Regions from separate parts of the Homo sapiens genome. Here all the other regions are linked to region 4. The links are chromatin loops, found by intact Hi-C in ENCODE. Cell type or tissue: K562. All regions are shown on one strand. Region 1 holds the start of MAP1LC3C (microtubule associated protein 1 light chain 3 gamma). Region 2 has its middle 13 kb from the start of MAP1LC3C. Region 3 holds the start of BECN2 (beclin 2). Region 4 holds the start of LOC124904604 (a long non-coding RNA gene). Region 5 overlaps PLD5 (phospholipase D family member 5). Region 6 has its middle 19 kb from the start of MAP1LC3C.

Region 1 (5,000 bases), 100 kb after region 4:
TTAGGAACTACAAGGCTTCCCATTTGGGTCAAAAGGGTGAGGCCATTCCATGGATGAAATATGACAACACAAACAGGTTGAGGAAACATGACAACACAAAAATGCTAAGCAAATAACTTCCATTTGCTATGAAATTAAAGCTATTGGGCTGGATGCAGTGGCTCACACCTCTAATCCCAGCACTTTGGGAAGCTGAGGCAGGCAGCTCACGAGGTCAAGAAATCGAGGCCATCCTGGCCAACATGGTGAAACCTGGTCTGTACTAAAAATACAAAAATTAGCTGGGTGTGGTGGCGTGAACCTGTAGTCCCAGCTACTCGGGAGGCTGAGGCAGGAGAACCAGGAGGCGGAGGTTGCAGTGAGCCGAAATTGCGCCACTGTACTCCAGCCTGGTGACAGAGCAAGACTGCGTCTCAAAAAAAAAAAAAAAAGAAAAGAAATTAAAGCTATTTCCCTAGAAGTACAAAGGTGATGCACAGTCTCGCTGATATTTCACTTTTTTTTTTTGATTCCCCTGCCTCAACCTCCCAAGTAGCTGGGATGACAGGCACGCAACACCACACCTGGGTAATTTTTGTATTTTTAGTAGAGACGGGGTTTTGCCATGTTGGCCAGGCTGCTCTTGAACTCCTGACCTCAGGTAATCTGCCCTGCCTTGGCTTCCCAAAGTGCTGGGATTACAGTGTGAGCCACTGCGCCTGGCCCTAATCCTAACTTTCATTCTCCCTTGGCCATCTTCCATTCACACTGAACTAACTTTAACATGTAAGTTTGCCTAGAGAGAGGAAATCAGAATGCTCTTAACTCAGTAAAACAAAATAAAAAGAGGCCTGGGCAACATCGTGAGACCCCCATCTCTACAGAACATTTTTAAAATTAGCCGGGCACGGTGGTGCTTTCCTGTAGTCCCAGCTACTCAGGAGGCTGAGATGGGAGGATCGCCTGAGCCCAGAAGGCCAAGGCTGCAGTGAACTAGGTTCACACCACTGCACTCCAGCCTAGGCGACAGAGCTAAATAAAGCAAAATAAAAAGACACTCATTCATCGTGTGTTCTCAAAAAAACAGGCTGCAACAGCGATGCAGCTTCCAAGCACTTTTCAACCCTGTTGAAAACTTACTCATCGGGTATATTTACTTTACTCCCAAATCATTTTTTACTGAATCCATGTGTCAAGTGATGTCCTTTATGCTTTAAGAATAGCTGCCTGTTCTTTGCTGTACCTCTGGCTTAACCAAGGGAGGAGTGTGTTTGGGGGATGCTTTTCTCTCTCAGTGTTCTGAGCAGGGAACGTTTCCTTTGGGGAGAAGTCCCCACCCCTAGGCACACATACACTTGGAAAAGGTGCTGGTCTCTGCAACGGACGCGCAGACTCGGTTTCACACAAGATCTGAAAGAAAGGATCTCCCGGCCTAGCTTGAGAGCCAAGACTAACTACTTTAGGAAATTCTTAGAAATGTTGGCAGGTCTTTTTTGTTGTTGTCGTTGTCTGAGGGATTCTCCTTACCTGTTTAAAATAGAGTAATTCTTTTTTTTTTTTTTTTTTTTTTGAGACAGAGTTTCACTCTTGTTGCCCAGGAGTGCAGTGGAACAGTCTCGGCTCACTGTAACCTCCGCCTCCCAGGTTCAAGCGATTCTCCTGCCTCAGCCTCCCAAGTAGCTAGGATTACAGGCACCCGCCACCACGCCTAGCTAATTTTTGTATTTTTAGTAGAGACAGGGTTTCACCACGTTGGCCAGGCTGGTCTCAAACTCCTGACCTCTGCGATCCACCTGCCTCAGCCTCCCAGAGTGCTGGGATTACAGGCATGAGCCACTCCGCCCGGGGTTTAAAATAGAGTAATTCTAAGAGCATCTTTTCAGGGTACTAGTGAATCTAAAAGGTGACTTCAAAAAAATCTCTTTCCTCTCTTCCCCTGACGTGCCCCCATCCCCAAAATAAAACTGCCAAACGAAGAAAGCCCAACAGCCCCGGCGCACCCAGCGCACCTTCCTCCGGGGCACGCTCTGCGCCACCTACCGGATGATGCTGAGGAACTGGGTCATGGTCAGCTCCTGCGGGACCAGGAACTTGGTTTTGTCCAGCGGGGGCAGGAACGTCTCCCTGGGGTAGCGCTCCACTACCACCTGTCAAGAGTGTCAGTCCTTAAGAATGTGACTCAGCGTGAGTGTTAGGAACTTGGAACAGACAGAGGGAAGCTGTTGGCTGCTCTTGGTTTTTCAGAGAACAGGATCGGAACCCCACCCCCACGCCCCCCAGCGGAAGTCCAGTGGTGTCTTACCGGGATTTTGTTGGGGAACTTTGCCCGGATTCCAGCAACTTCCTCTTGTCTGATTGCTGTGAATATTTCAAGCACAAGAGAAGAAGCAAAGATCAAGAAAAGAAGCAAAGATCAAGAGAAGGCCAGATCCGCTCCTCTCTTTAGATAACCCAGAAAGCTACCCCAAGAAATTTACCCAAGCTTTTCCTCTGCTTGAAGGGTCTGACGCTTGGGATTTTCTGTGGAGGCGGCATTGCACTCAGTAGCTGTGTCTGTTTTAAAAAAGAAAAAAAAACTGTCCCGCAACCGGGAACCTAACTCATTCCTCCAGCTGCTTCCAAACTGCCTGCAGGAGCCTGAAGGAGGCCCTTATGTAGGGCTGAGTGACATCAGGCCTCTCCTCTCCCTCCCCTCTCCCCACTCCCCCTCCCTGGGCAGCAGGAGGTCAGTTCTGATGGAAATGGAATCGCCACCTGCTTGCTGGTCAGAGAAAGCCACTTTGTTCATGACCAGTTCAAGATGTTTCTTTGCAAAAGAAATTAGGGTTTGTAATAAAATCATTGGCTGGGCAGCGGACTGTGGAGAGGTAAAACTGCCTTGTGCTGGGATGTTTTTGCCCTTCAGTAGCAAGGGGGGGTCCAAGCTGGATCCACCTCAGCCTGAAGTGTGCTGTGTAGTTCTCACAATGGTCCATGCCCTTTATCACAGAAGGAAACCTATACTAAGAAAGGTGAAGTGATTTGCTCGAGGGCACACAGCAAGTAAGAGAAGCGGTATGGATTAAAACCTAGAGCTGTACACTGGGTGCAGTGGCCCACGCCTGTAATCCCAGCACGTGGGAGGCCGAGGCGGGTGGATCACCTGGCCAACATGCTGAAACCCCATCTCTACTAAAAATACAAAAATTAGCCGGACGTGGTGGCTGGCACCTGTAATCCCACCTACTCAGGAGGCTGAGGCAAGAGAATCGCTTGAACCCAGGATGCGGAGGTTGTAGTGAGCTCAGGTCACACCATTGCACTCCAGCCTCGGCAACAAGAGCGAAACTTCATCTCAAAACAAAACAAAACAAAACAAAAAAAACCCAGAGTTGTTACAAGGAAGTCCAAGTACTACACTCCAGTATATTCTGTCACTTAGTTTTCTCTGGGATAAAAGAAGGAAGGAAGGACAATTGTCCCCAAGATCTTGCTTTTAGAGTTAAGAAACTGGGTCTCTGGTCATACATAGGGGAAACCAAACTCCATTTCTCCTATATTCTCACAACACAGATCACTTTTGACACTAGATGTGTGTGTGTGTGTGTGGGTGGGTGGGGGTTCCCCATACACCGAGCAATCACTTCTACAGTGGACACCAGCTAGGTGTCCTCCAATCCAACTCTGACACTGTCTACCTGGAGACAGCATCAGATCGGGCTGAGGGCTCTGTCCCACAAGACTGTCCCCCACTTTCAATGCCGATTGCAAGCCCCAAGTTGTGTTTGTTGTTTTTTTGCTTGTTTGAAACAGAGTCTTGCTCTGTTGCCCAGGCTGGAATGTAGTGGCACGATCTCAGCTCACTGCAATCTCTGCCTCCTGAGTTCAAGCGATTTCTCCCGAGTAGCTGGGATTACAGGCACATGACACCATGCCTGGCTAATTTGTGTGTTTTTAGTAGAGAGGGGGTTTCGCCATGTTGGCTAGGCTGGTCTGAAACTCCTGACCTTGTGATCCTCCTGCCTTGGCCTCCCAAAGAGCTGGGATCTCATGCGTGAGCCACTGCGCCCAGCCCCTAGCTTGTTTTCCCTGTGCTTCTGATCTATGGGACATAAGTCAGGCTTCCCACAGCCCCCGCCTTGGGTTTCATTAATTGGCTAGAATGACTCACAGAACTCAGGGAAACACTTTTACCGGCTTATTACAGAGGATATCACAAAGGGTACAGATGAAGAGATGCATAGCGAGGTATGGGGGAAGGGCATACCACCCTCCAGGAACCTCCACGTGTTCAGCTAGCAGAACCTAGGCCTTTTGGGTTTTTACGGAGGCTTCATTATGTAAGCAAGATTGATTAAACCATTGGCCACTGGTAATCAATTTAACTTTCAACCCCTCTACCCTCCCCAGAGGCTGGAGGTGGGGCTAAAAATTCCAACCCTCTAATCTCACCTTTGTCTTTCTGGCGACCAGCCCCCATCCAAAGCTACCCAGGGACTGCTAGCCGTCAGTCAACTGATGAACTAAAAAAAGACACTTATTGCCGGGCATGGTGGCTCATGCCTGTAATCCCAGCACTTTGGGAGACCAAGGTGGGCGGATCACTTGAGGTCAGGAGTTTGAGACCAGCTTGGCCAACATCATGAAACCCTGTCTCTACTAAAATACAAAAAAATTAGCTGGGCGTTGTGGTGGGTGCCTGTAATCCCAGCTACTAGGGAGACTGAGGTAGGAGAATGGCTTGAACCTGGGAGGTGGAGCTTGCAGTAAGCTGAGATTGTGCCACTGCACTCCAGCCTGGGCAACGGAGCGAGACTCCACCTCAGAAAAAAATAAAAATAAAAAAAGACACTTACCACTTTGAAAATTCCAAGGATTCCACCAGGTGCAGTGGCTCACACCTGTAATCCCAGTACTTTAGGAGGCGGAGGTGGGCAGATCACCTGAGGTCAGGAGTTCAAGATCCACTTGGCCATCATGGTGAAACCCCCGTCTTCACTATAAATACAATAATTTGCCAGGCATGGTGGTGGGTACCTGTA
Region 2 (5,000 bases), 90 kb after region 4:
AATTCTCCTGCCTCAGCCTCCTATATAGCTGGGACTACAGGCATGTGCCACCACACCTGGCTAATTTTCGTATTTTTAGTAGAGGCAGGGTTTCACCATGTTGGCCAGGCTGGTCCCAAACCCATGACCTCAAGTGATCCACCTGCTTCGGCCTCCCAAAGTGCTGGGATTACAGGCTTGGGCCACCACGCCCAGCCCCCATCTCTAAAAATACATACATGTAAACATACATGCATAAACTCTTTCAAGGACTTAGTGAATATTGACTAAGAGTTCTAGGGCCATTGTAGATCCTAAATAAATACTGAGTCAAATGGAAGGAGCACATAACCAAGCCAAGATATTGCCTTGAACCTTGAAAAATGAGTGGAAGGAGCTCATCCCTAGAGGGAGCACACTCTAGGCAAAAGAGGAAGCACTGTGAGCAGTGACGTCAAAACGCTGGAGAAGCAGGCTGTGGGCCAGACTGAATGAGCCACTGAGTAGGGCCAGCTCGTGAAATGTTAGGATGTGGCATGCAAAGCCATTGCAACATCTTTGAGGGCCAAAGCAAGGGGCTGTTCCCAGAAAATATGGCACTTAGAAGACCGTGTCATTTAAATCCACAAGACACTGTCCATTTTGTTTTACAATTGGGGCTGGTCGTTTTCAGTAATTGAAAACCTTCTGTCTCCTATTGAGAGCATCCCTCTCCTTTAAAAAATTTTTTTAAATAATTTTTTTTTCTTTAGAGATGGGGTCTCACTATGTTGCCCAGGCTGGCCTCAAACTCCTAGCCTCAAGCAATCCTCCTGCCTCTGCCTCCCAAAGTGCTGTGATTACAGGCATGAGTCACCATGCCCAGCCTGTATCCTTCTCTAAATACCAAGTTACTTTTCCTTTGAGACGGAGTTTCGCTCTTGTCGCCCAGGCTGGAGTGCAGTGGCGTGATCTCGGCTCACTGCAACCTCTGCCTCCTGGGTTCAAGTGATTCTCCTGCCTCAGCCTCCTGAGTAGCTGGGATTACAGGCATGTGCCACCACGCCCAGCTAATTTTGTATTTTTAGTAGAGACAGGGTTTCTCCATGTTGGTCAGGCCAGTCTCGAACTTCCAACCTCAGGTGATCTGCCCGCCTCGGCCTCCCAAAGTGCAAGGATTATAGGCGTGAGCCACTGCATCCAGCCCCAGCTACTTTTTTATTTTGTAGTTTTAGTAGAAACAGGGTTTCACCATGTTGGCCAGACTGGTCTTGAACTCCTGACATCCAGTGATCCATCTGCCTCAGCCTCCCAAAGTGCTGGGATTACACGCATGAGCCACCGTGCCCGGACTTAAGTTACTCTGGAACCAAGATCAATTGAAGGAAGAACCTGGACCACCCCCACCACCCACCCCGCCCACTTTTAGATTCTTATTTCCCGTTGATTCAGGAGTCTACACTGATGAGTTGAGGTGTTAATCTGATTCTGGAACTGACAAGGCATTCTAATACCATAGCTTGGTGTATCAGTGGCATGGTGGTGGCTATGTTTTCTAGATTTTCAGGCAGTGTTTATCTTTTGGTAAAAGTGGCATATAAAAATAAAATGAGGCCTGGCGCAGTGGCTCACGCCTGTAATCTCAGCACTTTGGGATGCCAAGGCGGGTGGATCATTTGAGGTCAGGAGTTGGAAACCAGCCTGGCCAACATGATGAAACCTGTCTCTACTAAAAATGCAAAAATTAGCTAGGCGTAGTGGTGCATGCCTGTAATTCCTGCTACTTGGGAGGCTGAGGCAGGAGAATCACTTGAACCCAGGAGGCAGAGGTTGCCGTGAGCCGAGATGGCGCCACTGCACTCCAGCCTGGTCAACACAGCGAGACTCCGTCTAAAAAAAATTAATTAATTGGGGAGAATTAATTAATTAGTTGGGGAGAATTTATTTTTATTGACCACAAACTGCTTGGCCATTTCCAAACTCAAAGAAGCCAAGCTGTTGCCACCTGCTGGTTTTTGTCGGCATTGACTTAAAGGTCGAAGGAGACACTTCTGAACTAGCTGGAGCTTTCCTGACAGAGGAAGCTATTCCAGGTAGTACAGTCCTGTTGGTTGGAAACTTGGTGCGGTTGAGATCTCATCGCTTGTGAGGAACATATAAATGATACGAAAACTTTGAAGCTAAAAGTGTACCAATCTCTTCATGATGGGCTGTTCTGAAGGACTTTCTATTCTGAAGCCTCGACTAGGGGTTTTCAGATGAAGAACCTGGAGCAGGGATTAAATGATCCCCCAGGACAGGGCAAGGCAGGGCAGACCCTCCTTTTGAACCCAGGTCTGTCTGATGACAAAGCTCCAGCACTTCCCAGGACACTATGCTGTCTCTAAATGCAGTATTGGGCCAAGGAATGTGCTCAATATGTTGTCTTGTGTTTGAACCGGAATCAGGATGAATATAGATGCAGCATAATGATGGCCTTTTTCCAGCGGGCAGGAGGAGAAAGCAGCCACAGTGTTACCACCCAACACTGTTCGGCCCTGCGCTTTTCGAACACAAAATCTGCAATTGATCAAGCTCCCCAGGTGATCCCTAATGTGCACAGGAATCATATTCTTCAGATTCAGAATTCCTATGCACATTAGCAATCGCCTGGGCAGCTTGATAAGTTGCAGATTTTGATTCAGTAGTTTGGAAGAACCTGAGATTCTGCATTTTTAACTTCATATCAGGTGATGTTGATGCTGCTAGTCTATAGACCACCCTCAGGGTCTAGAGTGAAGTCTAGACCAGTGGTTCTCAGCCGGGGGCAATTTGCCCTCCTCCAACATCTGGCAACATCTAGGAACATTTTTGGTATCCTATGGGGGGAGCAGTGCTATTGGCATCTAGTAAATAGAGGCCAGGGAGGGATGCTGCTGAACATCTTACAATGCACACGGCAGCCTCCCATAACAAAGAATTATTTTCCCAAATGTCAATTGCACAGAAGTTGGGAGACTCTGTCCTAGATGATAACTTGGGTTCACCTTCTGCGAGAAGCTCAGGTCTTCTAACCTGGAGTTTGCCGAAAAATAAGTGTGAACTAGTTTTTTTTTTTTTTTGGTGGCCAGGTCTCACTCTGTTGCCCAGGCTGGAGTGCAGTGGCACGATCTCGGCTCACTGCAACCTCCACCCTCCAGGGTTCAAGCGATTCTCCTGCCTCAGGCTCCCAAGTAGCTGGGATTACAGGTATGCATCACCATGCCTGGCTAATTTTTGTATTTTTGGTAGAGACAGGTTTCACCATGTTGGCTAGGCTGGTCTCGAACTCCTGACCTCAAGTAATCGGCCATCGTTGGCCTCCCAAAGTGCTGCGATTACAGGTGTGAGCCACTGGGCCCGGCCTGAACTAGCTTCTTTTGTTTGTGGAAGAAAACAATACACACTTAGAAATCTCCCATACAGGCAAGGTGTGGTGGCTGATGCCTGTAATCCTAGCACTTCGGGAGCCCGAGGTGGGCGGATTGCCTGAGCTCAGGAGTTTGAGACTAGCCTGACCAGCATGGTGAAACCCTGTCTCTACTAAAAATACAAAAAATTAGCTGGGTGTGGTGGTGCGTGCCTGTAATCCAAGCTACTCAGGAGGCTGAGGCATGAGAATCACTTGAACCCAGGAAGCAGAGGTTGCAGTGAGCCGAGATTGTGCCACTGCATTCCAACCTGGGCGACAGAGACTCTGGCTCTAAAAGAATTTTTTTTACATAAAAATATAAAAAATAAAAAACCTCCCGCCAGGTGCAGTGGCTCATGCCTGTAATCCTGGCACTTTGGGAGGCCCAGCAGGGAGCTTTGATCCCACCACTGCACTGCAGCCTGGGCGACAGTGTGACTGAGACCCTGTCTCAAAAAAGAAAAAAAAAAAGATTAAATACAACACAGCCAACATAACTGACACATCAACTTATAAAAAACCACCTACAGCCGGGCATGGTGGCTCACGCCTGTAATCCTAGCACTTTAGGAGGCCGAGGCAGGTGGATCACGAGGTCAGGAGATCGAGACCATCCTGGCTAACACAGTGAAACCCCGCCTCTACTAAAAAATACAAAAAATTAGCTAGGCTTGGTGGTGGGCACCTGTAGTCCCAGCTACTCGGGAGGCTGAGGCAGGAGAATGGCGTGAACCCGGGAGGCGGAGCTTGCAGTGAGCTGAGATCGCGCCACTACACTCCAGCCTGGGCGACAGAGCGAGACTCCGTGTCCGTGTCAAAACAAACAAACAAACAAACAAAAACCACACAAAAAAACCCCAAAAATAACACCTACATAAAAGACCCTCCTGTATGTAGTTTAGCAGCAAAGGAAAGGTGAGGGGATATTGAAGAGACTTGTGAGACTAAGAAGGCCTTTTGAGTTGTGAAGAACTCTGCCTGCATTAACTCTTCCAGGCAAGGGCTTGGCAGGACAGAAATCAGCCAGCCAAGTAGACTTGGCAATGCTTTTCTTCTTATCTCATGCGAGACCAAAACAACAACAAAAAGACCCTTTCTTTCTTTCTTTCCTTCCTCCCTCCCTCCCTCCTTTCTCTCTCTCTCTCTTTCTTTCTTTCGAGACAGAATCTCGCTCTGTCACCCAGGCTGGAGTGCAGTGGCACGATCTCAGCTCACTGCAACCTCCACCTCCCAGGTTCAAGTGATTGTTCCTGCCTCAGCTTCCAAGTAGCTGAGATTACAGGCACGCGTCACCATGCCCGGTTAATTTTTGTATTTTTAGTAGAGACAGAGTTTTGCCATGTTGGCCAGGCTCATCTCGAACTCCTGACCTCAGGTGATCCACCGGCCTCAGCCTCCCAAAGTGCTGGGATTACAGGCATGAATCACTGCGCCCAGCCCTAAAAGACCCTTTCTATTGTGATTTATTCCCCAGGATATCTTGATAGAACTATTACTGTAAACCTAGAACAGAGGTCAGCAAACTTTTTCTGTAAAAGGTCAGATAGTAAATATCTTAGGCTTTGCAGATTTTATGGTCTCTGTGGCAAGTACTCAACGCTGTCACTGTAGC
Region 3 (5,000 bases), 61 kb after region 4:
CGGTGACTCCAGCTCAAAAGCCATGTGGCTCAATTTTTGTTTGGTTTTCATGAAAGCATAATTAAAATAAGGCATAGCCATTACCAGAGAATTTACTTTGCCATTCTACTTCCGGAGAATGAATCAGGACTCAGAACTGACCACGGCATTGAAAGCAGTTTCAACCTCATTCTGCTGCTCCTCTACCCTGTAGGGAGAAGTGTCAGGGTGAGGAAAGACAGATTCTGTGAGGATCCCTTCCAACCGTGACCCCAGGGGCTGGGTGCGGTGGCTCACACCTGTAATCCCAGCACTCTGGGATGCCAAGGTGGGCAGAATATTTGAGGCCAGGAGCTCGAGACTAGCCTGGCCAACATGGTGAAACCCTGTCTCCACTGAAAATACAAAAATTAGCCAGTCATGGTGGCATGTGCCTGTAGTCCCAGATACTTGGGAGGCTGAGGCAGGAGAATCACTTGAACCCCGAGGTGGAGTTTGCAGTGAGCCTATAATTGCACCACTGCACTCCAGCCTGGGTGACAGAGGGAGACTCCACCAAAAAGAAAAAGAAAAACAAAACGAAATGAAACAAAAATCAAAGTTAAGTGTGGCCAGGTGTGCAGTGGCTCATGCCTGTAATCCCAGCACTTTAGGAGGCCGAGGCAGGAGGATCACTTGAGGTCAACAGTTCAACCAGCCTGGGCAACATGGCAAAAGCCCAGCTCTACTAAAAATACAAAAATTTGCCGGGCGGGGTGGTACACGCCCTTAGTCCCAGCTACTCAGGAGGCTGAGATAGGACAATCACTTGAACCCTGGACACGAAGGTTACCGTGAGCTGAAATTGTGCCTCTGCACCCCAGCCTGGGTGACAGAGAGAACTCCATCTGAAAAAAAAAAAAAAAGTTTGTCACAAGAGCAGACAGCCTTAAATTGGGGGCCAGGGAAGTTTCTTGGAGAAAATGGCCTCTCTGAAATATTCCTGAATCAATAACAGAAGCATCCTCTGGCAGTTGACTGCAGAACCCCTACCCCTTTTCAGGCCCTTCATTATTCCCTAGAACCTCCAAGTGGGCCAAACATGAGAGGCAACCACAATTGATTAGGAGACAGATCAATCGTTCAAAAAACATAAAACAATAATCTACTGTTCACTGTGGATTTAGCAATTAATCAGCCCTAGAGGATGAGTGACTTGGCCAGGTGGAGAGGGGAAGGAAGAGTGTTCCAGTTAGAGGGAACAATGTTACATGCTGGAAGAACCGAAATGTAACTAGCATGCATGTAGCTAGTAACACAGAGGAGCCCACGGCTCAGGAGAGCAGGAAATGGGGAGAGAAGAAGCCAGAAAGATGGGCCCCGGCCTTGGTGTTAGGTTAAAATGATTGAACGTTCCCTTTTTTTTTTTTTTGAGACGGAGTTTCTCTCTGTCACCTAGGCTGGAGTAAAGTGGTGTGATCTCGGCTCACTGCAACCTCCACCTCCTGGGTTCCAGCAATTCTCCTGCCTCAGCCTCCTGCATAGCTGGGATTACAAACACCCATCACCACATCCGACTAATTTTTGTATTTTTAGTAGAGACGGGGTTTCGTCATGTTGGCCAGGATGGTCTCAAACTCCTGACTTCAGGTGATCCACCCACTTCGGCCTCCCAAAGTGCTGGGATTACAGGCGTGAGCCACCGCACCCAGCCTGAACTTTTCTTTTTTAAAAAATCTGTGTGTGTGTATGTGTGTGTGTGTGTGTGTGTGTGTGTGTGTGTGTGTGTGTGTGTGTGTAAAAGGGGCATGGGGATGAGAGGGTCGGGGTTGGAGACAGGGTCTCACTCTGTTGCCCAGGCAGGAGTGTAGTGGACCATAGCTCACTGCAACCTCAAGCTCTGAAGCAATCCTCCCACCTCACCCTTTTCAGTAGCTGGGACTGTAAGTGGCCACCCCACCTGGCTAATTTTTTCACTTTTTGTAGTGAAGGGGTCTGCTTATCTAGCCCAGGGTATTCTAGGACTACTGGCCTCGAGCGATCCTTCCGCCTCGGCCTCCCAATGTACCGGGATTACAGGCGTGAGCCAACGCCCTCTGCCAAAGCTGATTGGACTCGATCTTAAGGTTAGATAAGGGTGTTAAACATTTTAAGGAGGGCAGTGCCATGATGAGATTTTAGTTTTAGCAAGATTACGCTTAAGGCGTGCCTTGGACATGGTACAGGAGGAAAAGGAGATGATCAGATTTTCCTTTTGGAAATAATCCCTGGTCTGTAAGGAGCTGAAGGAGGTCTACAGGTACCGAAGGAGGGTACCATTGTAGGGTTTTCAGTAGGACAGTGATAAGATGACATGTGCATTTTAAAAGGATCACTCTTCTAGAAAGACCTGAAAAGGTATAAAATGATAAGTAACTGGGAGCCAGAGGAAACTTAGACTCAAGGCGGCAGTCAGGCCCTTAGCCATGTCTTCCATCCGCTTCCTGTGCCAGCGCTGCCACCAGGCCCTGAAGCTGAGCGGCTCCTCGGAGTCTAGGAGCCTCCCTGCAGCCCCGGCGCCCACCTCTGGGCAGGCTGAGCCCGGAGACACCCGGGAGCCCGGCGTCACCACCAGGGAGGTGACAGACGCTGAGGAGCAACAGGACGGTGCCTCTAGCAGATCCCCTCCAGGCGATGGCAGTGTGTCCAAGGGCCATGCCAACATCTTCACCCTGCTGGGGGAGCTTGGCGCCATGCACATGCTCAGTAGCATCCAGAAGGCAGCTGGTGACATTTTTGACATAGTCTCTGGCCAAGCAGTTGTGGACCATCCCCTGTGTGAAGAATGCACCGACAGTCTTTTAGAGCAGCTGGACATCCAGCTCGCTCTCACAGAAGCTGACAGTCAGAACTACCAACGCTGCCTGGAGACCGGGGAGCTGGCGACCAGCGAGGACGAGGCGGCGGCGCTGCGGGCGGAGCTGCGGGACCTGGAGCTGGAGGAGGCCAGGCTGGTGCAGGAGCTGGAGGATGTGGACAGGAACAATGCAAGAGCAGCGGCGGATCTCCAGGCAGCCCAGGCAGAGGCTGCGGAGCTGGACCAGCAGGAGAGGCAGCACTACAGGGACTACAGTGCCTTGAAGCGGCAGCAGCTGGAACTGCTTGATCAGCTGGGGAACGTGGAGAACCAGCTGCAGTATGCCAGGGTCCAGAGGGACCGGCTGAAGGAAATCAACTGTTTCACCGCCACGTTTGAGATCTGGGTGGAGGGCCCCTTGGGCGTCATCAATAACTTCAGGTTGGGCCGCCTCCCCACTGTCCGTGTGGGCTGGAATGAGATTAACACTGCCTGGGGACAGGCGGCCTTGCTGCTCCTTACCCTGGCCAATACAATTGGACTGCAGTTTCAGAGGTATCGACTCATCCCCTGCGGAAACCATTCGTATCTGAAGTCTTTAACAGATGACCGCACTGAGCTGCCGTTGTTCTGTTATGGGGGGCAGGATGTTTTCCTCAATAACAAGTATGACCGCGCGATGGTGGCCTTCCTGGACTGCATGCAGCAGTTCAAGGAAGAGGCTGAGAAGGGTGAGCTGGGCCTCTCTCTGCCCTACGGGATCCAGGTGGAGACAGGCCTGATGGAGGACGTTGGCGGCCGAGGGGAATGCTATTCCATCAGAACCCATCTGAACACGCAGGAGCTGTGGACAAAGGCACTCAAGTTCATGCTTATAAATTTCAAGTGGAGTCTCATCTGGGTTGCCTCAAGGTATCAAAAGTAGCTTTCTTGAGTCTTGCTCTGTCACCCAGGCTGGAGTGCAGTGGCGCCATCTCAGCTCACTGCAACCTCCGCCTCCTGGGTTCAAGCGATTCTCCTGCCTCAGCCTCCTGAGTAGCTGGGATTACAGGCGCCTGCCATCACACATGGCTAATTTTTGTATTTTTAGTAGAGACGGGGTTTTGCCATGTTGACCAGGCTGGCCTTGAACTCCTGACCTCAGGTGATCCACTCGCCTCACGGCCTCCCAAAATGCTGGGATTATAGGCGTCAGTCACCACACCCGACCTTCTTTTTTTTTTCTTTTCTTTTTTTTTTTGAGGCAGAGTCTCACTCTGTGGCCCAGGCTGGAGTGCTGGAGTGCAGGGGAACAATCTTGGCTCATTGCAACCTCCACCTCCTGGGTTCAGGCAATTCTTCTGCCTCAGCCTGCCGAGTAGCTGGGATTACAGGCACGCACCACCACACCCAGCTAATTTTTGTATTTTTAGTAGAGACGGGGTTTTGCCATGTTGGCCAGGCTGGTCTCAACCTCCTGATCTCAGGTGATCCGCCCGCCTTGGACTCCCAAAGTGCTGGGATTACGGGCATGAGCCACCCCGCCCAGCCCACTTTCTTTTTTTCTAAAGTACTATAAATATATTATCAGATAAGTCTTCCCCAACACACCTTTGTCCCTTCTTCCTTGTAACTTCCACTCCCCTTCTCCACCCGAACATTCAAAATGACAGGAAAAATTAAATTACAAGAGGCTAAGATTATTCCTGCATAAAGGGATAAAGGGACACAGAGGCAAGGACTAAGTGTGGGGAGGAAAGGGCACGGTGAGGAGCAAGGTGGAGGTTTCCAATTTTTTAATTTAAAAACATTTTGGGCCATGGATGTATGTAATGGAACATTGAAGTCGGGGGCAGGGGAGAGAATACTCAAAAATTTCGTTTTTGTTGTGATGCATAGTGTAAGCCCCTCCTCTTCATCCTTGAGAAACTTTCAATAAATTTCGACATGTTCAAAGTGAAAGGTGAGTCTTACTGGACTGTGTCATGATGTTGAGATTAACTGTGAGGTGAGGGGCTGGGGTGGCCAGGAAGTGACTGGTAACATTGGCTGGTAGATAAATTAAGGGGTCTTGAGGTGAACCCTTCCAGAAAGCTGAAGATTGAATCCTAGCACTTTGAGAGGTGGAGGAGGGAGAAATGCTTGAGCCCAGGAGTTCTGAGACCAGCCTGGGCAACATAGGGCGACCCCATCTTAAGGAAAAATTTTTAAATTAATTTAATTTTTT
Region 4 (5,000 bases):
AGTGAGCTGTGATTGTGCCACTGCACTCCACCCTGGATGACAGAGCAAGACCTTGTCTCAAAAAAAAAGAAAGACAACCAGACATTTTATGCCTGCTAATGAAAGGGCTCAACATCACCTATAGTTTTGCCACAGAGATTAGAAATGAGTCTGATTATGCCTCTGGGTTCAGCTGCCTGCTACATTGCAGGAGATTCAGAGGACAGTGGAACATGTTGAACTGAATGAAGCATGAGTGTACAACTAGCAAAATTCAGACTCGGGAGGCTCAGGTGGGAGGATCGCTTGAGCCCAGGTGGTCAAGGCTGCAGTAAGCCATGATTACATCACTCAACTCCAGCCCCGGTGACAGAATGAGACCTGTCAAAAACAAAACAAAACAAAACAAAAACACCAAACAAAAACTAGCAAAGAAAAAACTTTAGTTGAATTCTTACTCTGTTATACAGAGGCCCCATCATCCTTCCATGCTGTGTCCCAGATAAGCCAGTGCTAGCATTGTGGCTGTCCTTGGGCCATCCCATCTATCCTTAGAGTTCAGGCTACTTTTGCCCTGCAATCTTAGCCCTCTAATGATTTTATTTTATTTTTTATTTTTTATTTTTTTGAGACGAAGTCTCACTCTGTCACCCGAGCTGGAGTGCAGTGGCATGATCTTGGCTCACTGCAACCTCTGACTCCCAGGCTCAAACTATTCTTCTGCCTCAGCCTCCCAAGTAGCTGGGATTACAGGCACCTGCCACCACGCCTGGCTAATTTTTGTATTTTTAGTTTCACCATGTTGGCCAGGCTGGTCTCGAACTCCTGACCTCAAGTGATCTGCCCGCCTCAGACTCCCAAAGTGTTGGGATTACAGGCCACCGCACCCAGCCCAGCCCTCTAATGATTTAAAGGAAAGTTATGATTTTGTAGATTATCCAGTTTTTCTTGTTACTAATGTGAGAATGAATCTTTTTTCCAGCTTCCTCCATCCTAGGCAGAAATAAAGTCCCAAATCTTTGTTTTTTAACGGGTCATAGAGGACCCATCATCACCCTTTATTCATTCCTTGATCATCTCAGGCTAGAGAAGTCTAGGGATACAGCTATATATAACATGACCAGAAGAATTAACTGGGCCGTAGCATAATCACATATTTGAAACAGGTAAGTGAGTCATCTGTGGCTAGAGACAAGTCCTGGTCACTTCCCTATTCTGCCCCAATACTCAACTTATTACATTCAGATGTTGCTTAATGGCTAGATGCAGCTTTGAGGGTAATGCTTCTATTAAATATGTCAGTTCAGTTTTACAATGGAAAATTCTGAAGATGGATGGTGGTGATGGTTGCACAATATGAAGGTACTTAATGCCACTTAATCATCCCCTTACAATTGTTAAGATGATAAAAATTATGTATATTTTACCCCAATAACAAGATCTTTTAAGGCCGAGCATGGTGACTCCTGCCTGTAATCTCAGCACTTTGGGAGGCTGAGGCAGGCGGATCACCTGAGGTCAGGAGTTCAAGACCAGCCTGGCCAACATGGTGAAACTCCATCTCTACTAAAAATACAAAATTAGCCAGACGTGGTGGCACGCACCTGTAATCCCAGCTACTTGGGAGGCTGAGATAGGAGAATCGCTTGAACCCAAGAGACAGGCAGAGTTTACAGTGAGCCAAGATCACACCACTGCACTCCAGCCTGGGCTACAAGAGTGAAACTCTGTCTCAAAAAAAAAAAAAAAAAAAAAAAAACAAGATTTTTAAAATTAAATTTTACAATCCAGTACAAAATAAAAGCATTGTCCATCCTTGTTTCTCAAAAACCCAGAAAGACCTTGGTGATCTGGTCACCCTTCCACATTCTTATTATTCAGTGACTTCTCATACCAGGTACTGTATGTTGTATAGCACCTGAAGTCTTTCTAAACACATTTCAGTGTGTTTTATTTATTTATTTATTTGAGACGGAGTCTTGCTCTGTTGCCAGACTGGAGTGCAGTGGCATGATCTCAGCTCACTGCAATCTCCACCTCCCGGGTTCAAGTGAGTCCCCTGTCTCAGCCTCCCGAGTAGCTGGGACTACAGGAGAGTGCCATCATGCCTGGCTAAATTTTGTATTTTAGTAGAGATGGCGTTTCACCATGTTGACCAGGATGGTCTCGATCTCCTGACCTCGTGATCCACTCGCCTCAGTCTCCCAAAGTGCTGGGATTACAGGGATGAGCCACCACGCCCGGCCACAGTGGGTTTTATTTAACAGTTAACTGGCTCATGCTTTAGGGGAGGCAGAATAGTTGAAAGAACCAGCTAGGAATCAGAAGACTTGGTCTGTAATTATGACTTGCCTGAAACTCTAAGTGACCTTTGGAAAGCCACGAAACCTTTACTGTCTTTTTTCTTACAGGACAATCATGAGAGATTGATCTCTAAGTCTGAAATTGGCACTCCAGTGTTTTCTGAATGAAAACACACAGTAAATTCTTTGATTCGGGAGTAAAAACTACTCCAAAACTCCACAAGAGGGCAGCTCCTCCACACCTGAATGGCCTCAGAGACCTTCCAGGCACCTTTGAGGTTATTGTAAAACCACTTTTTTATACAATGTTTTATTTTTATTTATCTTAATTATACAAGTAGCACACAAATATATTCCCACATAAAAAGTCCAACATTACAGATCAATTTCAAGTCACTTTTGATTAGTATGCTAATCCTAGTTTCCTCCCCTGTTATCAGGTTGTTTTCTGAGACTTTGAAAACACAACTTCTGCAACTAATTTTTTCAATCTGCATATAATTTGAACATCATTAATATCTATGTATGTATAAGAAATTTGTGGATATTAATATACTTCTCTTAACTCTTTAAAATGCATGTGTCATAATTTACTTGTTTCTTAATGACATTTAGATTATTTATCTTTTTTCAGTATTCAAAGAATGCTGCATTGAATATTTCAGTACTGTACTTTCAAAAAAGTGAAGAGCCTCACAAGACTTCATGGTAATTAATATTTTAATTAATTAATTAGTTTTTAATTTTATTATTATTTTTTGAGACTCCACCCAGACTGGAAAGCAGCGGCGTGATTTCAGCTCACTGCAACCTCCGCCTCCCAGGTTCAAGAGATTCTCCTGCCTCAGCCTCCTGAGTAGCTAGGAGTACAGACGCATGCCACCATGCCCGGCTAATTTTTTGTATTTTTAGTAGAGACGGGGTTTTGCTATGTCGACCAGGCTGGTCTGGAGCTCCTGACCTCAAGTCATCCACCCACCTTGGCCTCCCAAAGTGCTGGGATTACAAGCATGACCCACTGTGCCCAGCGGCAATTAAGATTTTAAAGCTAATTTATTAAGCCAAAGGAGGAATGTTTTAATAATTTTACTAGCCAGAAAAAAATATATAAAGTCAATTCATAGAAAGGGGACTGAAAGAGGGGGAAATGCCTGGCAGTCTTCCTTGGAAGCATTAGGTTACTCCATTCCATGATGTAAATCATTCTGGGATACAATTTCCTGCTAGGGCATTTTATCAGGTATGCTTTTGACTTAGATCAAATTAGACACAAGTAGCAAATGGCTCAGCGAATGCAGATAACTGAAACGAGAAAAGAACGATCCAGTGTTGCACCCAGGAATGTTAGGTGCTGTGTCCTGGTTACTTTTTTTTTTTTTTTTTTTTTGAGACAGAGTCTCACTCTTGTTGCCCAGGCTGCTGGAGTGCAATGGCGTGATCTCGGCTCACTGCAACCTCCACCTCCCGGGTTCAAACGATTCTCCTGCCTCAGCTTCCCAAGTAGCTAGGATTACAGGCACCCGCCATCACGCCTGGCTAATTTTGTATTTTTAGTAGGGATGGGGTTTCTCCATGTTGGTCAGGCTGGTCTCGAACTCCCAACCTCAGGTGATCTGCCTGCTCAGCCTCCCAAAGTGCTGGGATTACAGGCGTGAGCCACGGCGCCCAGCCTCCTGGTTACTTCTGTGTGCCCCACAGTGGAAAGGAAATGTTCGCAGGTAATGAGTCAGAGCAATTCAGATTTCATGTGTAGAAGAAAAGTTCAACATAAACATATTGGACAATATTAATGTAAAATATGGTCAGCCTTCCACATTCTTATTATTCAGAATAAAACTTTTATCTATAGCGAATATTCCTGAAGAACGTTTGGAATTCTTCAGAATCCAAACGTTGAATGTCCCATTCAAGCTGTCAGGTTCCAAATCCTATGTTTCCTGAAGAGACATGGCTGGGATCCGGCTGGGAAAATTCCGAAGGTGCCAACCTTCAGGTCACGGTACCTGACTGGTGCTGCATTCTCCTTCCAGCCTTGAAGATTCTGAAAGTGGAGGTTTCTTAAGCAGATACAGAGCTAATGGCCAGGTTTCTTGGGAGTACATTACAATAAATGCAAGAGGTGCAGAAAGCAAGAAATTGCTCTGGATCTTAGAAAAATGGGCTTGGAGCTCCATTAGTGTCTGCTACCTTCTGCAACCCAGATTCCAAATTGTTTTCCAGACTTGTGTTAGAGTTATTGGTGTCAGAACATCTTTTTTCATCCCCAGGGATAAGACACAAACACCTGCAAAGCTGACTCATGAAAGGAGACAAGGCACTACTATGACAGTGGATTGTGGGAGCTGTGAGGTAGGACCTTAAATTTTTTTGGTTTTTTTTGAGTCTCTCTCTGCTGCCCAGGCTGAAGTGTAGTGGAGCGATCTCGCTTCGCTGCAACCTCCGCCTATGGGGTTCAAGCGATTCTCCTGCCTCAACCTTTCAAGGAGCTGGGATTACAGGCACACGCCACCACACCTGGCTAATTTTTGTATTTTTAGTGGAGACAAGGTTTCGCCATGTTGGCCAGGCTGGTCTCGAACTCCCGACCACAAGTGATCCACCTGCCTCAGCCTCCCAAAGTGCTAGGATTACAGGCGTGAGCCACTGCACCCAGCCAGTAGGACCTTAAATTATCTCCCCTGATAGCCCAGAGGAGCTGGAGGCAGCCTGTTTGCCTTC
Region 5 (5,000 bases), 230 kb after region 4:
GACACTGTAGGAGAATGAAACTGGATCCTTATCTCTCACCTTCTACAAAAATCAACTCAAGGTGGGTCAAGGGCTTAACTCTAAGACCTGAAACCACAAAGATTCTAGAACATAACACTGGAAAAACCCTTCTAGACATTGGCTTAGGCAAGGATTTCATGAACAAGTACCCAAAAGCAAATGCAATAAAAACAAAAATAAATAGCCGGGACTTAATTAAACTAAAGAGCTTTTGCATGGCAAAAGGAACAGTCAGCAGAATAAACAGACAACTCACAGAGTGGGGGAAAATCTTCACAATCTATACATCTGACAATGGACTAATATCAAGAATCTACAATGAACTCAAATTAGCAAGAAAAAAACAACCCCATAAAAAAGTAGGCTAAGGACATGGGTAGACAATTCTCAAAAGAAGATATACAAATGGCCAACAAACATATGAAAGAGTGCTCAACATCACTAATGATCAGGGAAATGCAAACCAAAGCCACAATGTGATACCACCTTACTCCTGCAAGAATGGCTATAATCAAAAAATAAAAAAATAATAGATGTTGGCGTGGATGTGATGAACAGGGAACGCTTCTACACCGCTGGAGGGAATGTAAACTAGTACAACCACTATGGAAAACAGTGTGGAGATTCCTTAAAGAATTAAAAGTAGAACTACCATTGGATCCAGCAATCCCACTACTGGTATCTACCCAGAGGAAAAGAAATCATTATACGAAAAAATACTTGCACATCCATGTTTATAGCAGCACAGTCTGCAACTGCAAAAATGTGGAGCCAACCCAAATGCCCATCAATCAACGAGTGGATAAAGAAACTGTGATATATATGCATATGTTGGAATACTACTCAGCCATAAAAAGGAATGAATTAATGGCATTCACAGCAACCTGGATGGGATTGGGGGCCTATTATTCTAAGTGGAGTAACTCAGGAATGGAAAACCAAACATCATATGTTCTCACTCATATGTGGGAGCCAAACTATGAGGATGCAAAGGCATAAGAATGATATGACAGACTTTGGGGACTTGGGAGACATGGGGGAAGGGAAGGGGGTGAGGGATAAAAGGCTACAAATTGGGTTCAATGTACACTGCTTGGGTGATGAGCGCACCAAAATCTCACAAATCACCACTAAAGAACTTGTGTAATCAAATACCACCAGTTGCTCAAAGACTTATGGAATATAAATAAATATAACGAAATCAATGCTATTCAAGCCTAGTAGAGCCAGAGATAGGCCTCCACGAAAGCAGATATCAAGGGAATCATTTGACTTTTGAGTCCAAAAGGCAAATTCAGTGGCCATAGTTCACTTTTACTATGTTCAGGTCTCTCTGATTTCCTTTGGTTTCTCCATGTCAGACCCGTGGTGTTTTCAGGTCATTTGCTCACACGTGGCAAACACTAATGCTTGGAAAACTGCTCAAAGCTTGCATGAGAATATGCTATTTAAAGTCAGGCATGGGAGGATTGTTTGTTCAAAAACAGTCTGGGCAATATCGTGAGACCATGTCTTTACAAAAAAATAAAAAATGAGCTTGGTGTGGAGGCACAAATCTGTAATCCCAGCCACTTGGTCAGCTGAGGTGGGAGGATCCCTTGAGCCCAGGAGTTCAAGGCTGCAGTGAACAGTGATTGCCCTACTGCACTCTAGCCTGGGCAACAGAGCAAGATCCTGTCTCAAGGAAAGAAAGAAAAAAAAAAAACCATGCTATTTCCCTATCCACCTTGTTTCTCAGAAGTATTTGTCTGCTAATCTTCATGTGGATGTTTGCCCTCTCTACTGAGGCTGGGGCAGATGAAAGGCAAAGGCAGTGGCCGTGGATCAAAGCAGCTGCCCCTGCCACACTCCCTGCTGACTCTCTCCTGATGTGTAGAATGATATTAAATGAAGTAGTCACAGCACGTTCAGGCTGCTGTTGAAGACGAAAATCAAGCAAACAAAAACAACTATTGCAAGCTCCACCAATCTGAAGAAAGACAACTGCTCTTCAATATGATAGGATGTGATTATTCTGGATAACTATTATTTTGAAAACTGACACCCAGAAGGGTACCAGGATGCCAACTCTGATAGCTCCTCCCTGCCCAGGGAGCACAGAAACTAGAGAGAGACCAATATGGCCTAGTTAGGATGTAGCAAGTCACCTATGGAGCAGGCTCTGGAGACAGACTAGCTCCACCACGGGCAAGGCACTTCAGCTCTTCACTTCCTCCATCCGAAGATTGGTATATTTCATAAGATTGCTGTGAAGAATAAATGAAAAGGCACAGGCAAATATTAGCTCAGTGCCTGGCTCAAACCGCATTAGCTAATGGAAAATTGGGAAGAGGAACATAAAAACGCTTCTGTAACGGCACCATCATTCTGAGTGATGTTTGTCCCTTTAGGCAGGATCAGATGGAGGGAAGAATATTTATGAACATTCTCAGCATGTATCTACCCCAAGACTCTCCTTATGAACCATTTATCACCATCAAGATGCAACTGGGCACCGTCTCCCTGGGTACTGTCTAGATTTTCTCCGATTTTTAATAACTCTATTCTAAACAAAGATTTAGTGTTCCATTTCCCCTGTCGCATAAACTAAGCTGCTGATTGCTGTGAGGTTTTATTTGCAACCTCTGACATCATTCCATTCTGTGGCTACATTACAGCTTTAGGACCTGGAGTCAAGGCAAGAAGCCAAGCACTGCCCTCTAGAGATGTAAAGAGAATTACATTTCCTCTGAATATCTTCCTCTACCCTAGAATGACTCAAGCCTATTTCTAGTTTTACGTATTAGTTCAGGCTGCTGTCGATGATGGAAAAAAAACCAACCAAACAAAATGGAACAAAACTGGCTTTTGTTTTGCAGCTTTTTCGCCCACAGCAAGAAATTCAGGACAGATTTATGACAAATTTTAAAATGCTGGCAATGGGAAAAATAATATAGAGATCTGGGTTGCTGATGAATTTCTATGTCTAGATTATTAAAGGGAAAAGAAGCTGAAGGTCTGACTGATTTGCTGACAAATTCTTAATTTTTAAAAATGAACTTAAGGAGTACAAGGCTGTTTTGTCACGTGGATATTTTGCTCAGTGGTGAAGTGGGGACTTTTATTGTAACCATCATCACCTGGATAGTATACATTGTACTCATTAATTTCTCATCCTTCATCCCGCTCCTATGCTCTCACCCTTCTGAATCTCCAATGTCAATTATTCTACTCTCTATGTCCATGTGTACACACTATTTAGCTTCCACTTATAAGTGATAATGTGTGGTGCTTGATTTTGCATTTCTGAGTTGTTTCACTTAAGATAGTGGCCTCCAGTTCCATCCATGTTGCTATAAAAGACATGATTTCATTCTTTTTTGTGGCTAAATAGTATTCCATTGTGTATATATACCACATTTTCTTTATCCAATCATCTGTTGATGAACATCTTTTTTTTTTTTTTTGAGATGGAGTCTCACTCTGTCGCCCAGGCTGGAGTGCAATGGAGCGATCTTGGCTCACTGCAACCTCTGCCTCCCAGGTTCAAGTGATTCTCCTGCCTCAGCCTCCCAAGTAGCTGTGATTACAGGCTCCCGCCACCACATGTAGCTGATTTTTGTATTTTGAGTAGAGACAGGGTTTCACCACGTTGGCCAGGCTGGTCTCAAACTCCTGACCTCAGGTGATCCACCCGCCTTGGCCTCCCAAAGTGCTGGGATTACATGCATAAGCCACCGCACCAGGCCTGTTGATGAATACTTTGATTCCACATCTTTGCTACTGTGAATTGTGCTATGATAAACATACAAAGGCACCTTTCTTTTTGATATAATGACTTCTTTTGCTATGCGTAGATACACAGTAGTGGGATTGCTGGATCGAATGGTAATTCTATTTTTAGTTCTTCGAGAAATCTCCACACTGTTTCCATAGAGGTTGTATTAACTTACATTCCCACCAACAGTGTATAAGGATTCCCTTTTCTCCATACCCTCACAAACATCTATTATTTTTTTAATTTTAAATAGTTATCTGAGGACTTGCCAAGGATCAGCCCTCTGCCTGGCGATAGGTTGCTCAGCCCTGTCCAGCCTCTGTGGCCGACCACACGCCACAGAGCATCCTGATGGGCTGCTCTGACTTCCTAGTTCAATCACACAGTTGATTTATGCAGTCAAAATTAAGTTAAATGATTGACTGAATGGTTCAACCGTTTGAAGAAAATCATCCTGAAAAAGCTGGATATTTATAGCTAATTATTCTTTGGAAGAGATCGATTTCTTTTTTTTTACAAAGTGGGCATATTGTTAGTGATGAACCCATGGAGCTGAGAGAGGCTTAATTAAGGTCTCAACAACTGTAGTCCACTGTCAAGAAGCTGTTATCAGGATAGTCATTTTATTGAAAACTCAAGTTATGGCCGGGCGCGGTGACTCACGCCTGTAATCCCAGCACTTTGGGAGGCCGAGGTGGGCGGATCACTAGATCAAGAGATGGAGACCATCCTGGCCAACATGGTGAAACCTCATCTCTACTAAAAATACAAAAAAATTAGCTGGGCATGGTGGCTTGTGCCTGTAATCCCAGCTACTTGGGAGGCTGAGGCAGGAGAATTGCTTGAACCTGGGAGGCAGAGGTTGCAGTGAACCGAGATTGTGCCACTGCACTTCAGCCTGGCAACAGAGTGAGACTCTGTCTCAAAAAAAACAACAGCAAAAAAACTCAAGTTATGTCAGTGGTTCCGTTCTCTCTCTTGCACTATGACATTTTGAAGTACGGGGGACTTTGGTGGGAGGGTTTGGGTTTCATACAATCCAAGGAGATGTTAGTTGTCCCTGTGTGGTCGATTGATAACAAGAGAAGCAATGCTAATTAATTATAGTGCTCGCTGTGCTCCAGGTACTGTTCTCAAGGCTTCATATGTCTACATGCATTTAAACCTCACGACAACCCATTTCACAGTAAGAAAACCGAGGTACAAAGAGATTAAGGGTCTT
Region 6 (5,000 bases), 120 kb after region 4:
GGAACTACAGGCACCCACCACCATGCCCGGCTAATTTTTTGTATTTTTAGTAGAGACGGGGTTTCACCGTGTTAGCCAGGATGGTCTCCATCTCCTGACCTCGTGATCTGCCCGCCTCGGCCTCCCAGAGTGCTGGGATTACAGGCATGAGCCACCGCACCCGGCCAAATAAATACTATTTTTAAATAAAAGCACTGCTGGTTACTTTAGATATCATATTGTTATTCCAGTTGACAAAGACCCCCATAACCTGGCCTCTGTCTAACTCTCTTCTGTTCCTGTGTACCCTTTCTAAAATAACAAGGAGTTTCTCAACCTGCAGACTATGATATGGGGAATGAAAGATAACTTAGGAATGGAGAAAAAGGGGAAGGCAGGAGAGGTTGTGGAAAATGTTTATTTTTTTTTTACGTTTATTTTTGTAGAGACAGCATCTTGCTATGTTGCCCAGGCTGGCCTTGAACTCCTAGGCTCAAGCGATTCTCTTGACTTGGCCTCCCATAGTGCTGGGATTACAGGTGTGAGTCACCGCACCTGGGTAGAAAAGGGTTTTTCTTCAGTCATTGACATCATCAGCGTGTCCTGTTTGGCCTTGTCCGGTTTGCTGGGAGCCTCCAAGATTCTCTCTACGACAAGGAAAGGATTAGATGTAAAGAGGAGAGATTCAGAGATATATGTCCTATCTACTCAGTCTGGGCCATCCCTATATAAATCTCCCTGCTCATCACACATAGCTGTTGCCCCCGAAACAGGAAATTGAGGGACAGAGAAATCTAAGGAAAAAACAAAACTCCTAAATATGACTCCTCACACCTAGGGTCAACTGCAAATCCCAGGCAGGACTCTTCACGGTCTGATCTCAATCCCTCCAACACTGTGTCTCATCCTGCACAACAAACCCTCCATCCCAGCTCCTCCTTGCCCCATCAGCACCCATTCCAATTTCCTCCTCCAAACCTTGAAGTTTTATCCTTGCATCTTAGATGCTCTTGGTGTTTCCTTTCAATCTTGCATGGATCTTATTCCAGGCAATATCTTTTACCCTAAAATATCTTCTGTAGTTATGGCATTGCCAGGTGCATTTATATTTAACTTTGAATGTGCTCATGGGCTCAGTAAATATGAATGGATTTGGCTTACTCTCAACCAACAATTAGTGAGAATTGTGCAATATGCAAAGATGTGCTTGATACAGCCTCTTCCCTCATTGGGAAGGTATGAGTGGATCATTTCTTCTCTGTTTATGTTCTCAATTGTGCATCAACTGGGTTATTTGTTTCCAAGCTTCAGAAGCTCTGTTTAAGCCAAGAACACAGCTACACAGCTGGGAATGTTCCTCTCCTGGGTGGAGAGTATTACAGAATGATTCAAATCATGGAATAGCATGTACTTAAAACCATCCAAGGGTGGCCAGACCACCTTTAAATCTCTCTCTTTAAAGTCTTGGCTTTGGTATATGGATTTTTGGTGTTTTGGTGAATAAAATTACTAACACAATCTACTTTGGATATATATTTAGACAGAGTGCTCTGCCTGCCAGGCTGGAGTGCAGTGGTGCGATCTTGATTTACTGCAATTTCCACTTCCCTGGTTCAAGCAATTCTCCTGTCTCAGCCTCCCAAGTAGCTGGGACTACAGGCACGTGCCACCATGCCTGGCTAATTTTTGTATTTTTAGTAGAGACAGGGTTTCACCATATTGGCCAGGCTGGTCTCAAACTCCTGACCTCAGGTGATCTACCCATTTGGGCCTCCCAAAGTGCTGGGATTATAGGCATGAGCCACCGTGCCCAGCCTGGACTGATATATTAGACTAAAAATTTGAATTATAGGCCAGGCACGGTGGTTCACGCCTGTAATCCCAGCTCTTTGGGAGGCCAAGGTGGGCAGATAATAAGGTCAGGAGATCGAGACCATCCTGGCTAACACGGTGAAACCCCATCTCTACTAAAAACACAAAAAATTAGCCGGGCGTGGTGGCGGGCGCCTGTAGTCCCAGCTACTTGGGAGGCTGAGGCAGGAGAATCGCTTGAACCCAGGAGGCGGAGGTTGCAGTGAGCCGAGATCGCAGCACTGCACTCCAGCCTGGGTGACAGAGTGAGACTTTGTGTCATAAAACAAACAAACAAAAACACTTAAAAAATAAAAATTTGAATTATCTTCAAATGTGATGGGGCCATGCGCTTACCAAAAATAAAATAAAATAATAAAATAAAATAAAATAAAATAAAATAAAATAAAATAAAATAAAATAAATAAAATAAACTACTACTGAGGTACACGAAGACCAAACTGCTGCTTGGACATACGCACAATGGGTAAAATGTGCCCCCGCCCTCCACCCGGCTACTGACTCTTTGTTGCCCTCTGCTGTTCCTCATGTTGGCTACATCGAGTTACTGCAAATAGAGCCAACTCTGCAAATTGACCAAGTGACAAATGATCACATTGAACAAATTTCCTGACTGTGGTTTTAACAGCATTGACATGAATGTTCCATTCTCAGTTACTGAAGATGAAATTCTAAACGTTAAAGTTAATGCTTTAAAAAATTTCTCCCCAAATTGGTAAAAATTCGAAGCAAAAATTCTGTTATGAAATAAAACACTTCCATTACATTTCCCAGCCTAAAATTTGGTATTCCATGTGATAGAATTAATTCTAGATAGTTCTTATTTCTTTTAAAATATTTGAAATATTATTTCTATTTTTTCCAGAACACAAACTTTTTTTTTTTTTTTTTTTTTTTTGTCGCCCATGCTGGAGTGCAGTGGCGTAGTCTCAGCTCACTGCAACCTCTGCCTCCTGGGTTCAAGTGATTGTTCTGTGTCAGCCTCCCGAGTAGCTGAGATTACAGGCATGTGCCACCATGCCTGGCTAATTTTTTTTTTTTTGTATTTTTAGTAGAAACAAGGTTTCACCATGTTGGCCAGCCTGGTCTCGAACTCCTGACCGCAGGTGATCTGCCTGACTAGGCCTCCCAAAGTGCTGGGATTATAGGCATGAGCCACTGCACCCGGCCTGAACTTACAAAATATATTAAAAATTCAGCAAGAAATACTCAAAATTGACAAGAGTTTAAAAAGCCATTTTTGATAAGTTGATACATTTGAATGAGATGATTTTCCTGTGTAGCCTCATTTTGGGTTATGATTTGATGTATTTAAGCATTTCCTTTATGTGCAATAAGTCTCATGGCTGCTCACTTAATACAGACACTTCATGTGAGTATAGTAGTTTATGGCTTAAAAATCTTTCTCCTTTTTTTTTGAGTGCAGTGGTATAATCTTGGCTCACTGCAACCTCCACTTCCAGGGTTCAAGTGATCCTCCCACCTCAGCCTCCTGATTAGCTGGGATTACAGGCGTGCGCCACCACACCTGGCTAATTGTTTTGTGTTTTCAGTGGAGACGAGGTTTCGCCACTGTTGGTTAGGCTGGTCTTGAACTCCTGACTTCAAGTGATCTGCCCCCTTCAGCCTCCCAAATTGTTGGGATTACAGGCATGAGCCACTGTGCCCGGTCTCTTACAAATGTTCTTGACACATTGTCTCAGTTGATCTGCACGGCATTTCTGAGAGGTGGTGGTGTTCTTGTCTTTCAACCAGTTAGGCAGGTACCTCCGAGAAGATGAGCAATTTCCACAAAGGCACCCAATTTAGAATATTAGAAACACCAAAAGTTTACATAATTCAGCTGTAATGCAATGTGTATTGGCTAGCATCTGCGGTTTAACACTATTGTTTTATCAAGCCCAGGCGTTTCCATACAAGTAGTACTTGGAACTCTCCCATGGGTCCTCCTCTTGCAATCACAGCATTTGACACTTTTGATTGGATGCTTTTTCATGGTAGCGAATATTTGTTGAGAAACTGTTCTGTATCAGTCACAGTGCTAAGCGTTCCTGTGTATCCTCCACACTCAAGTCTCAACAGTAACCTGCTCACTAACGGATCTCAAATCTGTATCTTCAGCCCAGGGCTCCCTCATTTCCATTTGGTTGCCTAACACCTGCTAGAAGGTGGAAAAAGAGTCGTAGCAAGTACTGCAATCATCTGCCCACTATTAGAATATCTAAATACGAGGCCGGGCGCAGTGGCTCACGCCTGTAAAACCCAGCACTTTGGGAGGCTGAGGCGGGTGGATCCAAGGTCAAGAGATCAGATCATCCTGGCTAACACGGTGAAACCCCGTCTCTACTAAAAATACAAAAAATTAGTCGGGCATGGTGGTGGGAGCCTGTAGTCCCAGCTAGTACAGGCAGGAGAATGGTGTGAACCTGGGAGGCGGAGGTTGCAGTGAGCCGAGATCGTGACACTGCACTCCAGTCTGGGCGACAGAGCGAGACTCTTAAAAAAAAAAAAAAAAAAAAAGAATATCTAAATATTTGTCTTTCCACCTTCTACTGAGTCTGCAAGCTCCAAGAGAATCAGAGGCAACACATTTTTCACTTGACTCTCCCTACAGTCAATTTAACTTTTAACACATAGTGGTTTCTCAATGTTTATTGGCCTCAAGGTACATTGTATCTAGTATGTTTAAATCAAGCCAGGAAGGAAGAAATAAAGTTGGTAATTTGGCCACTAGATGTCACACCACACTTGATGGTCAACAGAAAATTCCTGGCCTATGTTGTTCCAAATTTCACCTCGATTTTAATATGAAAGCAAATCTTGTGTTACTGTATTCATTAATCTCAACCATTTGAAACAAAGTATCAACCAGACTTTTCTTGGTGTTAGTGTCAACTTTTAATTACTCATTTTTATGGGAGGAGACAATGTCTGGGGATAACGTGCAAATAATTTGTAGTTGACTTAGGAATTTATCATGTGACATTTTCCCAGTCTGTTTGCCTTTTTAATTGTCTATGGTTAATATTAATTTGCATTCTGAGAACTGTGTGAGATAAATTAGGTGTAGTGAGGTAGGGATTAATCTGAAATTAACGATTTTATTAAGCAAAATTTTGCTGATGCCATCCTCGAAATTAAGTCCTTCA

What was found. A loop is a pair of places that touch in the nucleus more often than their neighbours do. Peaks named below come from ENCODE experiments on the same cell type or tissue, not always from the same donor. Only the 100,000 strongest peaks of a DNase experiment are listed, where the experiment ranks them.
Region 1: a loop joins it to region 4, with 5 times the contacts of the local background. A loop is called at or near these places in 52 of 110 quality-filtered maps.
Region 2: a loop joins it to region 4, with 4 times the contacts of the local background. A loop is called at or near these places in 49 of 110 quality-filtered maps.
Region 3: it touches region 4 in a loop (4-fold over the local background); 2 of 110 quality-filtered maps call a loop at or near these places.
Region 5: it touches region 4 in a loop (5-fold over the local background); 2 of 110 quality-filtered maps call a loop at or near these places.
Region 6: a loop joins it to region 4, with 11 times the contacts of the local background. A loop is called at or near these places in 37 of 110 quality-filtered maps.

What each region holds. Positions count from the first base shown.
Region 1 is chr1:241,996,495-242,001,494 of GRCh38, forward strand. MAP1LC3C (microtubule associated protein 1 light chain 3 gamma) reads right to left here and starts at 2,604. Exons shown (of 4, transcript NM_001004343.3): 1 at 2,457-2,604; 2 at 2,282-2,337; 3 at 2,020-2,126. The coding sequence starts at 2,514. RefSeq lists an enhancer at 2,589-3,114. In K562, a CTCF peak has its summit at 2,172; a DNase peak (open chromatin) is centred at 2,037; H3K4me3 peaks cover 578 bases; H3K27me3 peaks cover 2,248 bases.
Region 2 is chr1:241,984,049-241,989,048 of GRCh38, forward strand. No RefSeq gene overlaps it. Among named protein-coding and RNA genes, the nearest start is that of MAP1LC3C, 13 kb to the right of the region's middle. In K562, CTCF peaks have their summits at 404 and 1,967 (motif pointing left); a DNase peak (open chromatin) is centred at 1,993; H3K27me3 peaks cover 1,395 bases.
Region 3 is chr1:241,955,344-241,960,343 of GRCh38, forward strand. It overlaps BECN2 (beclin 2), which reads left to right and starts at 2,424. Exons shown (of 1, transcript NM_001290693.1): 1 at 2,424-3,719. The coding sequence starts at 2,424. The coding sequence ends at 3,719. In K562, CTCF peaks have their summits at 2,646 and 3,074; a DNase peak (open chromatin) is centred at 3,068; H3K27me3 peaks cover 3,978 bases.
Region 4 is chr1:241,894,043-241,899,042 of GRCh38, forward strand. It overlaps LOC124904604 (a long non-coding RNA gene), which reads left to right and starts at 2,175. Exons shown (of 4, transcript XR_007067056.1): 1 at 2,175-2,560; 2 at 2,917-2,990. RefSeq lists silencers at 51-251, 1,091-1,291. In K562, a CTCF peak has its summit at 2,508 (motif pointing right); a DNase peak (open chromatin) is centred at 2,499.
Region 5 is chr1:242,126,603-242,131,602 of GRCh38, forward strand. All of the region lies in intron 5 of PLD5 (phospholipase D family member 5), which reads right to left. Among named protein-coding and RNA genes, the nearest start is that of MAP1LC3C, 130 kb to the left of the region's middle. In K562, a CTCF peak has its summit at 2,723 (motif pointing left); no DNase peak of the experiment used is centred here.
Region 6 is chr1:242,015,440-242,020,439 of GRCh38, forward strand. No RefSeq gene overlaps it. Among named protein-coding and RNA genes, the nearest start is that of MAP1LC3C, 19 kb to the left of the region's middle. In K562, CTCF peaks have their summits at 2,373 (motif pointing left) and 4,590 (motif pointing right); DNase peaks (open chromatin) are centred at 2,342 and 4,582.